Linked DNA regions of Mus musculus: region 1 is linked to region 2. Evidence: chromatin contacts called from ENCODE POLR2A ChIA-PET data. All regions are on one chromosome and are shown on one strand. Each heading gives the region's core, a stretch centred on a gene start or an enhancer-like site at or near the end of the contact. The rest is flanking DNA. Distances are from core to core; before and after follow the strand shown. Region 1 holds the start of Grk5 (G protein-coupled receptor kinase 5). Region 2 holds the start of Eif3a (eukaryotic translation initiation factor 3, subunit A).

Region 1 (6,464 bases), core at 2,982-5,481, 99 kb after region 2:
CTAGAAAATACAGATGTCTCTATAACATTGGATCCAGAGACCAGTGTGGCCTCACTCTTCCCCTTTAAACACTGATCTCACAGGGAGGTTGAGATTCGGATAGTTACCTAGCATGATCTAACTAATATTCCTTATGCCTCCGAGAGGGTAGAACTTATTTATATTGATGCTCCTTACACTTTTACACTTGGATTCTTTTTTGTATGTTTGCTTTCCTAGACAGGGTTTATCTGTGTAGCTCTGGCTATCCTGGAACCCATACTGTAGATCAGGCTGCCCCGATCTCACAGAGACCATCTGCCTTTGCCTCCTGAGTGCTGAGATTAAAGGCATGTGTGCTACCACTGCCTGGCTCAACTGGCTCCTTTTTGTCCAAGAAATCTTTAGGTAACATGGGTATAAAAGCATTTAAAATTTATATTTACTGATAGAAGCCATAAAGAAATCTCTTATTTATGTTCCAAAGCTGTTATTGATTAATATGACATTATTTGTCAATTTAAGAACTTGTAGGGAGAAGTCTTCAAGATTATCCTGGGCTACACAATGAGTTCAAGACCAACTTGAGCTACATGAGACCCTGTCTCCAGAAATAATAACAAAACACAAAACATAAAAACAAACCTCAAACAAAATGTCACAATGAAACTCATACTCTGTATAATTAATAACAAATGATAATAAAAAGGCCAGCCTACTTCAAAGAAAGGAATTAATAGAAAAACACAATGTGATACACAATGGCAACATTTTAAATGTGAAACTTGGTGACCATCGGTCCTTTCAGAGTAGGAGGGGTGTTTAATGGGAAGCCTTGGATTTCCAAGTCCTTTTCAATTCACTTATCTTTCTTGGAATTGTCATGATGCTTGAGACCACTTCTTCCTTCACTGGCAGAGTCCTCTGTATATATTTCTACAATTGATGTTATTTTCTCCACCGGTGAATTGAGCCAATCCAAGACTGATGAAAATATATACAAACACAGGTTTATTGGGTAAATTCACTGGGCCCAAGAAAAGAGGCCAGGGAAGTCTCTATGGGGAGGGAGACAGAGAGTGATTTGAGAGAAAGTGCAGGTGCAGAGAGAAGGAAAAAGTGGGGAGAGAGACCAAAATGTCTGTATTATATCTAGAAGAGCCCTTGGGGGAAGGGTAGTCCAGTCTAGGGTAGAAGGTGGAGTATGCCAGCTAGGAACTGAAGGATGCTGGGAGAACATGGTGGCTAGGTCTGCTTTGGTATGTAAAAATATGCACCTCAGCTGTTTGTTCTGGGGGTCTGAAACCCAACAATTGCTCTGATTCCAGTGTTTGTAGCCCACTTACTTTCTTGCTGGTGGTAATGGAAGTTGCCTGTACTCCTGCAATACTTGGCAAATTAAACATTGAACAAAGAGACAAGAGAAAAAAAAAGGAATATTTCTATTTCCAGCACCTTCAGCTGCAAGCTGAGAGGCCAAAAAGGTCAGTAGGATTCAGAAAGCCAGTGTAATGACTGAGGAACGAATGTACACTTTAGAATGACGATAGACTGTGGTCGTCCAGAATAGTAGATGTCGGTTTATAAACACTCTGACCCAACAGCTTTTATCCATGGGAGATAGAGGTGCCTCTGGAAGAGACCCTGGTTTTTTGTTTGTTTGTTTTTTCCTTTTCCTTTTTAGCTTTGAGGATCCAGTGTGTAGCTTGTCAGCTTTTGTCTTTCTCATTATTGCATACTCACAGGATCCTCATTTTGATTTCCATACTTGCTCTCAGTTGGCTGTCAACAATTCCCTAATTAGTTATTGATACTTAATTGATGACTCTTCCTCAAAACAAACTCATTTTTCACAGGGGACCGTGAATTATTATTGTAGCTAATTGAAAAGAATGAAATGATCACAGTGGAATTATGGATGGAAATAGAAAATGCCCTAAAATCTTAACCATTTAGTCAACTGTCTGCTTTTCCTTACAAGTTCACTGTGGCAACAAAACAAAATTTCAGAACCATGGCATCCAATCTGTACCAGGCAGAGATCAGTGAATGAACTCTCTGATCTATCTGCCAGGCTCAAATCCTAGGATTTATTTATTTATAGACAGGGTTTCTCTGTGTAGCCCTGGTTGTCCTGGAACTCACTCTGTAGACCAGGCTGGCCTTGAAGTCAGAGGTCTTCCTGCCTCTGCCTCCCAAGCACTGGGACTAAAGGTATGCATCTCCATTGCTAGGACTTTTACTTACTAGTGTGTAACCCCAGGAAAATAATAAAACCTCTTCTTATCTACAAAATACAGCTATATTTCCTATCTCATCCGGACGTTGTGTTCAAGTTGATAATCCATGTCAAACAGCACAGGCCTGGTTCCCCACTGGGGTTGAATAAATGCTATCATTGTTCCATTCTTGCACTGGAATGTCCTAATTTCCTCAGAGAGGCACAGATAACTTGACCTACAACCATTTATTTTGTAGGAAAGATGTATCACCCTGTAGTGGAGAGAGAACTGTTCAAGCTAAGACCCACTTGCTGTATCTGTTGGGCCTTATTCTGGATCTGCATATCTCTGTAAAATGGAGAAAGGCAGGCCTTTACAGAGAGGCAAACAAGCATGCTTCTATCTACCAGAGAGGAAAACTACTGCTGACTCGGGTTGGGGCTGGATATTAGAAAATAGAGTGGTATGAGTTACAGTCAACAGAGCTTTGCTACTCAAGAGGGTGGTGTGTTTCCTCACAGAAATTTCAGGATCTGCCCTAGATCTACATCTGCATTTTAATCAGAATCTGCATTGTTAAAAATCTTTAGGACTGGTAAACACAGGAAGTTTGTAACCAGGTCAAACTTAATCATTAAAAAAAATGTTATGGAACTCCAACAGTGGTGTCCCAGCACTTGGGAGGCAGACACAGGCAGATCTCTTTGAGTTTGAGGCCAGTTTCATCCACAGAGCTAGTTCCAGGACAGCAAGGGCTACACAAGGAAATTTTATCAAAAAAGGAAACAAAACAAAAATGTTTTGGAGATGAAATATTATGGCTTAGTGTTTAACAGCACTCACTGCTCTTACAGAGGACCCAGGCAGCAGAATCAGGAACTATAGGCCAGCCTGGGTTTTATGAATCCCTGTTTCAAAAAAAAAAAAAAAGTGGGAAAAAATGGTGAAAAAAGTCAATAAACGGGCTGGAGAGATGGCTCAGTGGTTAAGAGCACTGACTGCTCTTCTGAAGGTCCTGAATTCAAGTCCCAGCAACCACATGGTGGCTCACAACCATCCATAAGGAGATGAGATGTGACACCCTCTTCTGATGTGTCTGAAGACAGCTAAAGTGTACTTACATATAACTTTCTTTTTGAGAGAGATTCCTTCATCACACGTTGGGGCTCTGGGAATGAGAGTCTGTAGTAAAGTCTAAGTTTAGATTGCTTAGAACAGTAGTAATTCCTGTGCTGTCAGGTGCTCAAGTTGTTTGCTCAACTCTCTGTCTTCTGACAAGCAAACTTAACTCTTCTTGTAGACAAGTGAGGCCCACTGATCCAAGTCCAGACACTAGGCAAGTGGTGGTGGCAGATATACCCACTAGGAAAAAGACTATCACTAACTGTTAGAACCAGCACTAGTCTGGTAACCACACTTAAAACACCATTAGCTCCAATGCTTAATGACTGTTTTCCATTTCTCTAGGCCCCTCCCTATTTCCTGGCTGCTCTGGGGACAGCCGGCTTTTCCTTCTCTTGGACACAGAAGCCTCAGACTAGTTTCAGAACGGATATCCGGCCCGAAAGGCCCAGAGGAGGCAAAGGCCTCATTGTTCCCTGGGACCTGGCAGCCCCGCCCCCAGCTCTTAGGACTCTCCTCGAAAGACTCCAGGTGACCGGACAGCTAATTTCCCAGCATTAGAAGTTTTGGGGAAAGAGGAGCTGGGACCAGATCTGGAGTCCGAGGTTCTGAAAGTGTAAGGAGCCAAGTGCTCCAAGATAAACAAGCCTGGAATTTGAATGCCTTTTCATGCTGGCTTGGCTTGTTACTCATCAACATTTCCACAGAAGATTCGATTTCTTATGTGTTTTTAGTAATTCGACTACAATATGTTTGGTTATAATGAAAATCTTGGGGTTTTGGGCTCCCGGGCTTGCAAAGTGAAGCTGCTCTGTGCGTGGGGATCCCGAGAGTCCCAGGCGCCTGCCTTCTGGTTCCCATAGACGCGCCGTCGCCAGGGGGCGCGCATACTTCGTGCCTAGAGATCAGCGGCCGCCAGGTCGCCCCGGGCTGGCCGAACCCCTTGCTGCCCGGAAACAAAGTGCACCTTTGTCAGAGACCTGGCGCGTGTGAGCGGCAGACGGCGGGCCGCGCGGAACCCCAGGAGCGCGCCTTCGCTCGGGTCTCAGCTCACTCCTGGGCCTCCCACAGCAGCGTTCTGCCGCCTTGGCTTGTGCTTTCCGCTTTCTCGGATCTTGGCGGGACAGGAAAGGGACTCTGCGCTCCAGGAGTGGGGGTTTCGTTTTGGCTGAGTCGTTTTTGACTCCTGCCGGCGAGGCTGGGCCGCCTGGGCTCAGCGCCATACCGGCAGCAGTCCTGCTCCACAGTCCCGGTGCAATAGAGCCCTCGCCCCGTCAGACGCGGGACTACAATTCCCAGCACTCCTCGCGTTCAGAGCGCGCGGTGGGAGTTGCCTCCGGGCAGACGCCTGCGCGCTGCAGCGGCTCGAGCCTGGAGTACCACACCCCCGGGAGGGGAACGAGGGGAGGCTGAAGCATCCGAAGCATTAAAGCATCCGAGGGAGCCGGAGGGGAGGAGAATGGAGTGACAGAGACGCGCGGAGGGTGGGGGGTGGGGGGGAAAGTGTTGAGGGAGGGGGGAGGGGGGACACAGAGGGAGGAAGAAGCGGCGGCGGCGTCTCTTCGGTGCAGAGGGGGAAACTCCGCGGGCTCCGAGAAAGAATAATGCGGTAGCAGGCAGGCTGCTTGCTCTGGGGTTTGGCAGCAGCGGCGGCAGCTCGAGCAGTGGCAGCGGCAGCGGCATCACCCCAGACGCTGACAGCACAGCCGGCCGGCTCCCTCGCTGACTGCCGACTGTCAATGGAGCTGGAAAACATCGTGGCCAACACGGTCTTGCTGAAAGCCCGGGAAGGTAAGCTCGGGTGGTCCGGTGCGTGCACGGCGCGTTTGCCGCGGGCCGGGGTGCGGGTGTCGGGTGACAAGCGGGCGTGCAGGATGCTCACAGTGAGTTGGTGCGAGTGGTACAGCTTGGAGATCTGTCTGCAAATATTGAGAGACTTCTGAGCCTTGGGCTCAGAAGATAGGGACCGGGGCAAAGACAGTTGCAGGGACGAGTTAAGATGCTAAAATATCCTCTAGTTTCCAACTGAACCTTAGAAATCGTTCGATCTCCGCAGCTGTTGAAAGGGCAGTTGGAAAAGCATTCTTTTAGGAGATAGAAGCAAGAAAACGTGCCAATAAAACAGTCTTTAGAGTTGGCCCGGGATGGTTTTAAGAATGTGAAAAAACTCTCTCCTCTCTCTCTTTCTCCTCTCTCCTCTGTCTCTTCTCTTTCTCCTCTCCTCTGTTTCTTCTCTTCCAATCCTCTTCTCTCTCTCTCTCTCTCTCTCTCTCTCTCTCTCTCTCTCTCTCTCTCTCTCTCTCTCTCTCTCTCTCTCTCTCTCTCGTGTATGTGTGTGTGTGTGTGTGTGTGTGTGTGTGTGTGTGTGTGTTGTGGGATTGGAATTAGCAAAAACCAAGTCTTTGCTTGCGCAGGCTGAGTTGATAAAGACTATTGGTGGAAATCATCCTCTGGGAAATTTTCTTAGGGAAATCCCGTCGTTGTGTGGAAGGAAGCCTTTTAAAGGCAAAGTAAGATGTTGAGGAATTAGCCAGTTTATAGAATAATGAAAGGGCGGCTTTACAAGTCACTGAGAAAATAATTTAAATTTTTTTAGGGTGGATTGTTGTTATTAACCACCCCAGCTCCCACCCTGAGGTAGATAAGGCTTAGTTATAGACAAGTGTGCTGCTGTGTTTTGTATGCATCTCACTAAATTTCTGCATTTAGCTGTCAGGAATAGGTAAGATCCTTAGTAATACCCAGTACCAGGCATTTTGATTTTTGATTTTTGATTTGAAAAAGTATTTGGGGTGACAGAAACTTCGATGTCCAAAAAGGTTTGTGTTACATGAATGTAAACATACATATTTAGGAAAACTTGGAATTTATGTAACATCGCATTTGCCAAGATTTGGATTCTGGTGTGCAACCATTCTATAAGAAGGGGGAGGGTTTGTTGTTGTTGTTGTTGTTTTCCTGTCCTGGGAGAAAATTGTATTTGATATCCAGGGCAGACAGAGTAAGTTTTTTCCCTTCAGAAGGATTCTCTGCAAGTAGCCCGGGAAAATGCCATCCCTACTTCATAATGTTTTCATTCAGCCACTTTGATGAATGAAGGAAGATTTTCTGGCCAGCAATAAAACAACTCATGTTTATCCA
Region 2 (5,664 bases), core at 2,058-4,557:
AACTTTAAGCTATTATCTAGTGTTTGCAATATGAAATACAAATCAAGTTAAAGCTAAGGACTAAACCCATGAAAAAATAAAATACAAAACACTGGAAATATAAGAATAATCCACTTTCCCAATGTGTAATTTTTAAATGGGCATGAGATTTCTTTACTTCAAAAAAAAATACTAGATTTTTTTTTTTTACTTTATGTGTATGAGTTTTTTGCTTACATGTACCACACATGCATGCCTTTGGATGTCAGAAGAGAATGGATCCCCTTTTAACTGGAGTTAAGTTGGTTTTAAGGCACTGTGTGTGCTGGCAATCAAACCTGAGTTTTTGCCCACAATGTGTGATTTCTTACTGTCACTTTTAAATTCTTGCTTAGAAGCTTGATGTGGTTGAATCGACTGAAGCAGTAAGATCAAATTTGAGAACCTGGGCTACCTAATAAGGCTCTGCCTCAAAAAAAAAAAAAAAAAAAAAAAAAGCAAAGTAAATAAACCTTTAATGACAGATTTAAGAGTTGTTTTCTTAACGATGGGCCAAAGTCTAAGCCCAAAAATCTAGCTTTAAAAGTTTCAAAAAGCTCACTTGAATATCAAACATTTGCTTGATGTGATGGAGTGTGCCTTTAACTTCAGCACTTGGAAGGCACACAGATCACTGAGTTCTAGGGCACAGCTGGGGCAGGGACAGCACACACCTTAACCCCCCCCAGAAGAAAAATATGAGGGAAAATATAGACAATAGACTGAAATTGAAACAAACTCTTCATGATGATCATGGCTGTGAGTCCTTACTCTTAACTTACAACTGAGACTTGAAATTACCTAATTGTGTGAGAGCAGCTAGAAAGAATTATTTCAACCCTTAGATGATTTCGAGATTAAGATCTATAAACTGAAATCCAGAATTATATGTATTATTAGAAAAACAGCACTCTGCGTTTCTCCTGAGTATATGACTGAAACCATGTATCTACCAATAAAGAAAAGGTTCATATCAATCCTTCATTTTTCACTAATTCCTTCAACAGATTAAGTATCCAACCTATATCGTTACTACTCAGTTGTGGGGTTTCATAACAGTTTTACCTTTTAAGGCAGGAGTTGTAGAGTTTGAGTGTAAAAGGCTTTGACACTTTTCCACCCCAAAATTACCAATTAGAATGGCTTGAAGGTCTATTTTATTTATTAAAATAATGCACTAGATTAGCTCTAAATATCCCTGGGGCTACAAAATGCTACAGATAAAACATTTAGGTAAACCTTTCTTAAAAGTGAAAACCCATTTTATCATCTACTTGTTCTACAAACAGTGCCGCACGTGTGATAGACAATCTGCTCCTGTCAAATCCCTGGGAAGCTAAGGCATCACTACTTGCTACTTGGGAAACTGTAATGGGGCTGCAGCAAGAAGTCAATACGGGCCTTAGGGAAAATGCACCAAGACCCAAGTTAGCCACACAGTACCACAAAGTCCTAGTCTACTTTGCTAACACTCTCCCCAGCTTACTCATCATTAATCAAGTCAACTTAGAAACTGTGAAAAGAAATTTAGAACACATTATGTAACCTTTCTACTTTAAAACTTTATTGTAATATTAACCAAGTTCACATGAAGATTCCAAACAGGAGAAAGATAAGGTCAGCATGTTACTATGTATGTATGTAGGCCAAAGACTGTAGTGCTTTAACTAGACTACTATGGTAACTGCTGCTAAATGTTACAACTTAAACATATATTAATAGCTATACCTAGTAAGTCTATCCAATTCCATTTTCTACAGCACAATGCAATTCTAAGTTTCAAAACATTAAAAGTCCTAAATTAGCTAGTTCTATTTTCAATAATAGATTAGTACTAGAGGTATTGGGTGACCCACAGTGCATTATTATTCTACTCCAGACTGCTTCCTAACCACAAAAAATATTAATGTATGTAACCAACACATCTTCATTCCTGAAAATTATCAGCAGTATTCTTTTATTATAAGTTTTGAGTCAAATGGCCTTTTCACAAAATGTAACTTCCACTTCTAACAAGCTTGCCAAACAAAAACCTGCAACATACATGGTTTATTTTTCCAGTTTGGACTGGAAGGGTTGAAAAGGGCACAAATACTGAATTATCAGGTTTTATTTTAAAAAATAAAAAGCAATTTTTAAAGGTCAGATCAGATATGCGCACACGAGTTTTCCACGACACAATGTCAGAGATCCGGGCAAGTCTTTCCTGCAAGCACTAGGCTTAATTAAGCACACGTATGGAAATAGAAATAGCACTCAGTGGCTCTGCGGTGGAGGAAAAACAAAAAAACAAAAAACAAAAAGCTGATCTGGATATCAAGAGACCTTGGTCTTAGTTTTCTGACACTCCCAAGTGACCTTGGGGAAATCACTCTTTCTAGGGCTTGTCTGGGTAGATCATTTTTAAATCCCTAAAGAATACTAACTTTACTGGATTCGAAATACTTTCGAAATGACCCTCATCATTTCGGGGGGTGGGGGGGAGGACACCACAGGAAACAAGTTAATGGAGCAGAGGCCTGAAGTGCAAACTAGTAGTGAGGGAAGTAGACCCTGACCCAGAAGGCCTCCGCGTGGGATCAGGAACCAGACGTGCCCGAGAGGTGGAGTGAAGGTAGACTAGCCGGCTCCCGACCCCGGCGGGAGGTGGAGCGGAGGTTCTCGCGTGCATTGTCCCCGGGAGGGAGCCATGTTTCCTCCTCCCGGCACTCCCAGATGGCGGCAGGGAGCGCGGGGCTTCCCAAGCAGCCCGCGGGTTTGAAAAGCCAGCAGAAGGCCGATCGTAGCGAAGAATCGCAAGACCCGAGAGTCCTGACCCGCTGGGCCGTGGCCCTGCGACGCAAGCCTCGGGCGGCAGCCACTCAACACACACCAGAGCGACGGTTCCTGATCCGCGCCTTCCGCCGCGGCCCGCTTGAGTAGGGAGGCCGTGCGCAGACGCGGCCCGGTGGCGGCGGCCGTGACCACTGGCCTCCACAGCCCGGGCTGCGGGCAGCAGGCGGAGGCCCTCGAAACTCCCAGGCCTCGGGCCGGCCCTGCGCGGCGCGACCCGCTGCCTTACTCACCGTTGGCGCGCTTGAGGGCATTTTCCGGCCTCTGGAAATAGGCCGGCATCTTGACGGTACGCTCAGTTCACCCGGCGTCAGCGAACTCCCTAGTGGCCTGGACCGGGAGAGAAGGCGGAGGGGAACTAGCGCGAGCTTCCACGCGCCTCGCCAGCAGATGCCCGCGCCCAGCCGGCCAGAGACGGAAAGGAAGGAACCACGTGATTCCCTCGCGGCGGCAGCGCCGCCGCCCGAGCCCCGGATGTAGGAGGCAGGCCTTTGCGCATGTTCCGCCTTTCTCCGCGCGCAGGCGCGCTGGCGTCTCGAGCGCGGGCTGACGTGGCGCTGGGTGCCGAGCAGCGCGAGCTGTGGTGTTCTTTGGTTGCGGGAGGGAACCTTCGGGACCGTTTTCTCCGACCACCTCTGCCCCCCGCGGACACAGAGTGGGAAAGGGAAATTTGCGGTCTGATCTGCGACGAGAAAAGGCAGTGTCTACACAGTCATAGCCAAAATGACGTGCGCGGAAGCAGGCCGCGTTAGGGTCGCATCGCCTCTGCCGGGACCTCTCCTGGAAAGGTTGAAAATACTGAACGGAAGTGCTGACCCCGTATCGCTGGCCAGTGGTGTTCATCCCTGAAAAATAGGTCACCAGTCACTTGATTGACAAGGAAGGGGAGGGAACAAACGAATAATAAACAGAGTTATTTGGTATCCTCCTAGGGTTAGTGTCCCAAGGATTCCCGAAAGAAGGGGAGTAGAAGACCCAGGAACCTGGCTTGTATATTTGAAAATACGCGAGTGTCATCGATTTTTACATACAGCTCACGTCACAAACAAATATAAGAAATGTGTTGGTGAAGAAATGGCTTATTGCAAGCCATGTCTTTTATTGCTACCTAACAAATGTAGTGTTCACAGATTAATTACTATGCTTAGAGCTTGAAAGCCATTTAAACCGCGTCGAATTATTAGGCTCTTGGTAGGAAATTAACTTGAGTTCAGGGCTGTGGCTGTACAGTGGCTGAGCGCTCCTCTAGCACACACAGGGGCCTCCATAATCCCTGGCACCACACAAAGGTTCAGAGAAAATTCAGGAAGAAAAGAATAAATTATTGTAAGTTTATTACATATTTTACAATAGTATGGGACATGTGAGTTAATGAGATACTGTGTCAATGAATGAGGAAACCTTAAAAAATAAATAAAACCTGAGCGTGGTGAGAATCTACGCCTTTGGCCTTTGATCCCAGCACTCAGGAGGCAGAGTCAGGCAGATCCCTGTTAGTTCCAGGCCAGCCTGGTCTATACAGGGAGTTCTATAGACCAAAGCTACACAGAGGAAAACCTTTCTCGAAAAACAAATTAATGAGAAATATTTTAAAGCTATTTAAAGGTCTGAAGAGATACTAATCTTGCAGAGCACTCTAGTTCAGCCACATCAGACTGCTCATAACCACCTATAACTCTAGTTTTGGAGTATCTATCATCTCTGGCTTACCCAACACTTGCATTCACATGAACATACCCACTCAAAGATACAGGGCACACTAAAAACAATAAAAAATATGTTAAAGTTCATTTCAAGAGTTCTTCCTCCAGAATGCTTAGACCATGCTAAATCATGAACTTTCACCTTCCAAAACAAGTACCCGGACAGGATTGGTGTAAAAGAGCATCCAGTATTTACAAGCTTTACCAACTGTTTTATGGGCATGATCAAAGGGTTTCTTTGTGTATATTATAGTTAAGTCAAATTTTAAAAGCCAAACATAAAGAGCAAATAGTTCTTTCATGCAGTTTTTAATTACATAAAAATTACTTCATAGGCTAAAGAAAGACTCAAGCAGTAAAATAAAAAGAAACTTGGCCTAAATATCAGAAAAGGCTTTCTCACATTCTCGACTCCATTATCATAACAAAAAATAGTAAAATAGAAGCTGAAGAAATGGCTTAGCAGTTAAGAGCACTTTTTGCTCCTGAAGAGAGAATCCAGGTTTGATTCTAAGCATCCATAAGATGGTTTATAACCATCCATCCATAACTCTAGTTCTAGGATATCTTACACCTTTGACCTCTACAAGCACCAGGCACACACATTGTACATAAACATTCATAAGGGAAAATAGTCATGAAGGTAAAGTGTGTTTAACATTACCTATTTGGTAGGCCCACAGTCAGTTGACCACTAGAAAATTAAAAGAAGTGAAATGAAATATCCCTCATATTGATGATTTCCCCTTTGTGTTATTTAAAGCATATTAATCATCGGTGACATATAGACAATGATCACATGTGTGCATTAAAAAAATGAGTCAAATTAGTTATATACAGTGGCTGGTATGTAATCCAAACCACTCAAAGCCTAAGACAGAAAGATTGCTTGAACCTCAGAGTTCAAGAACAGCTGAGCAGCAAATAAGACACCACCTCCAACAATTTACTTAGAGTCTGGTACTCATTTTTTTTTTAAGATTTATTACATGTAAGTACACTATAGCTGTCTTCAGACACTCCAGAAGAGGGCATCAGATCTTGTTACAGATGGTTGTAAGCCACCATATGGTTGCTGGGATTTGAACTCAGGACCTTCGGAAGAGCATTT

Evidence for each region. ChIA-PET counts read pairs that join two places held with the same protein, here RNA polymerase II (POLR2A).
Region 1: POLR2A ChIA-PET joins it to region 2 with 13 read pairs in embryonic stem cell. The contact joins the promoter of Grk5 here to the promoter of Eif3a in region 2. POLR2A ChIA-PET finds 5 or more read pairs at or near these places in 3 of 5 experiments (Patski and embryonic stem cell).

Annotation. Positions count from the first base shown.
Region 1 is chr19:60,885,518-60,891,981 of GRCm38, forward strand. Grk5 (G protein-coupled receptor kinase 5) reads left to right here and starts at 4,232. Exons shown (of 16, transcript NM_018869.3): 1 at 4,232-5,114. The coding sequence starts at 5,063.
Region 2 is chr19:60,787,386-60,793,049 of GRCm38, forward strand. Eif3a (eukaryotic translation initiation factor 3, subunit A) reads right to left here and starts at 3,308. Exons shown (of 22, transcript NM_010123.3): 1 at 3,084-3,308. The coding sequence starts at 3,132.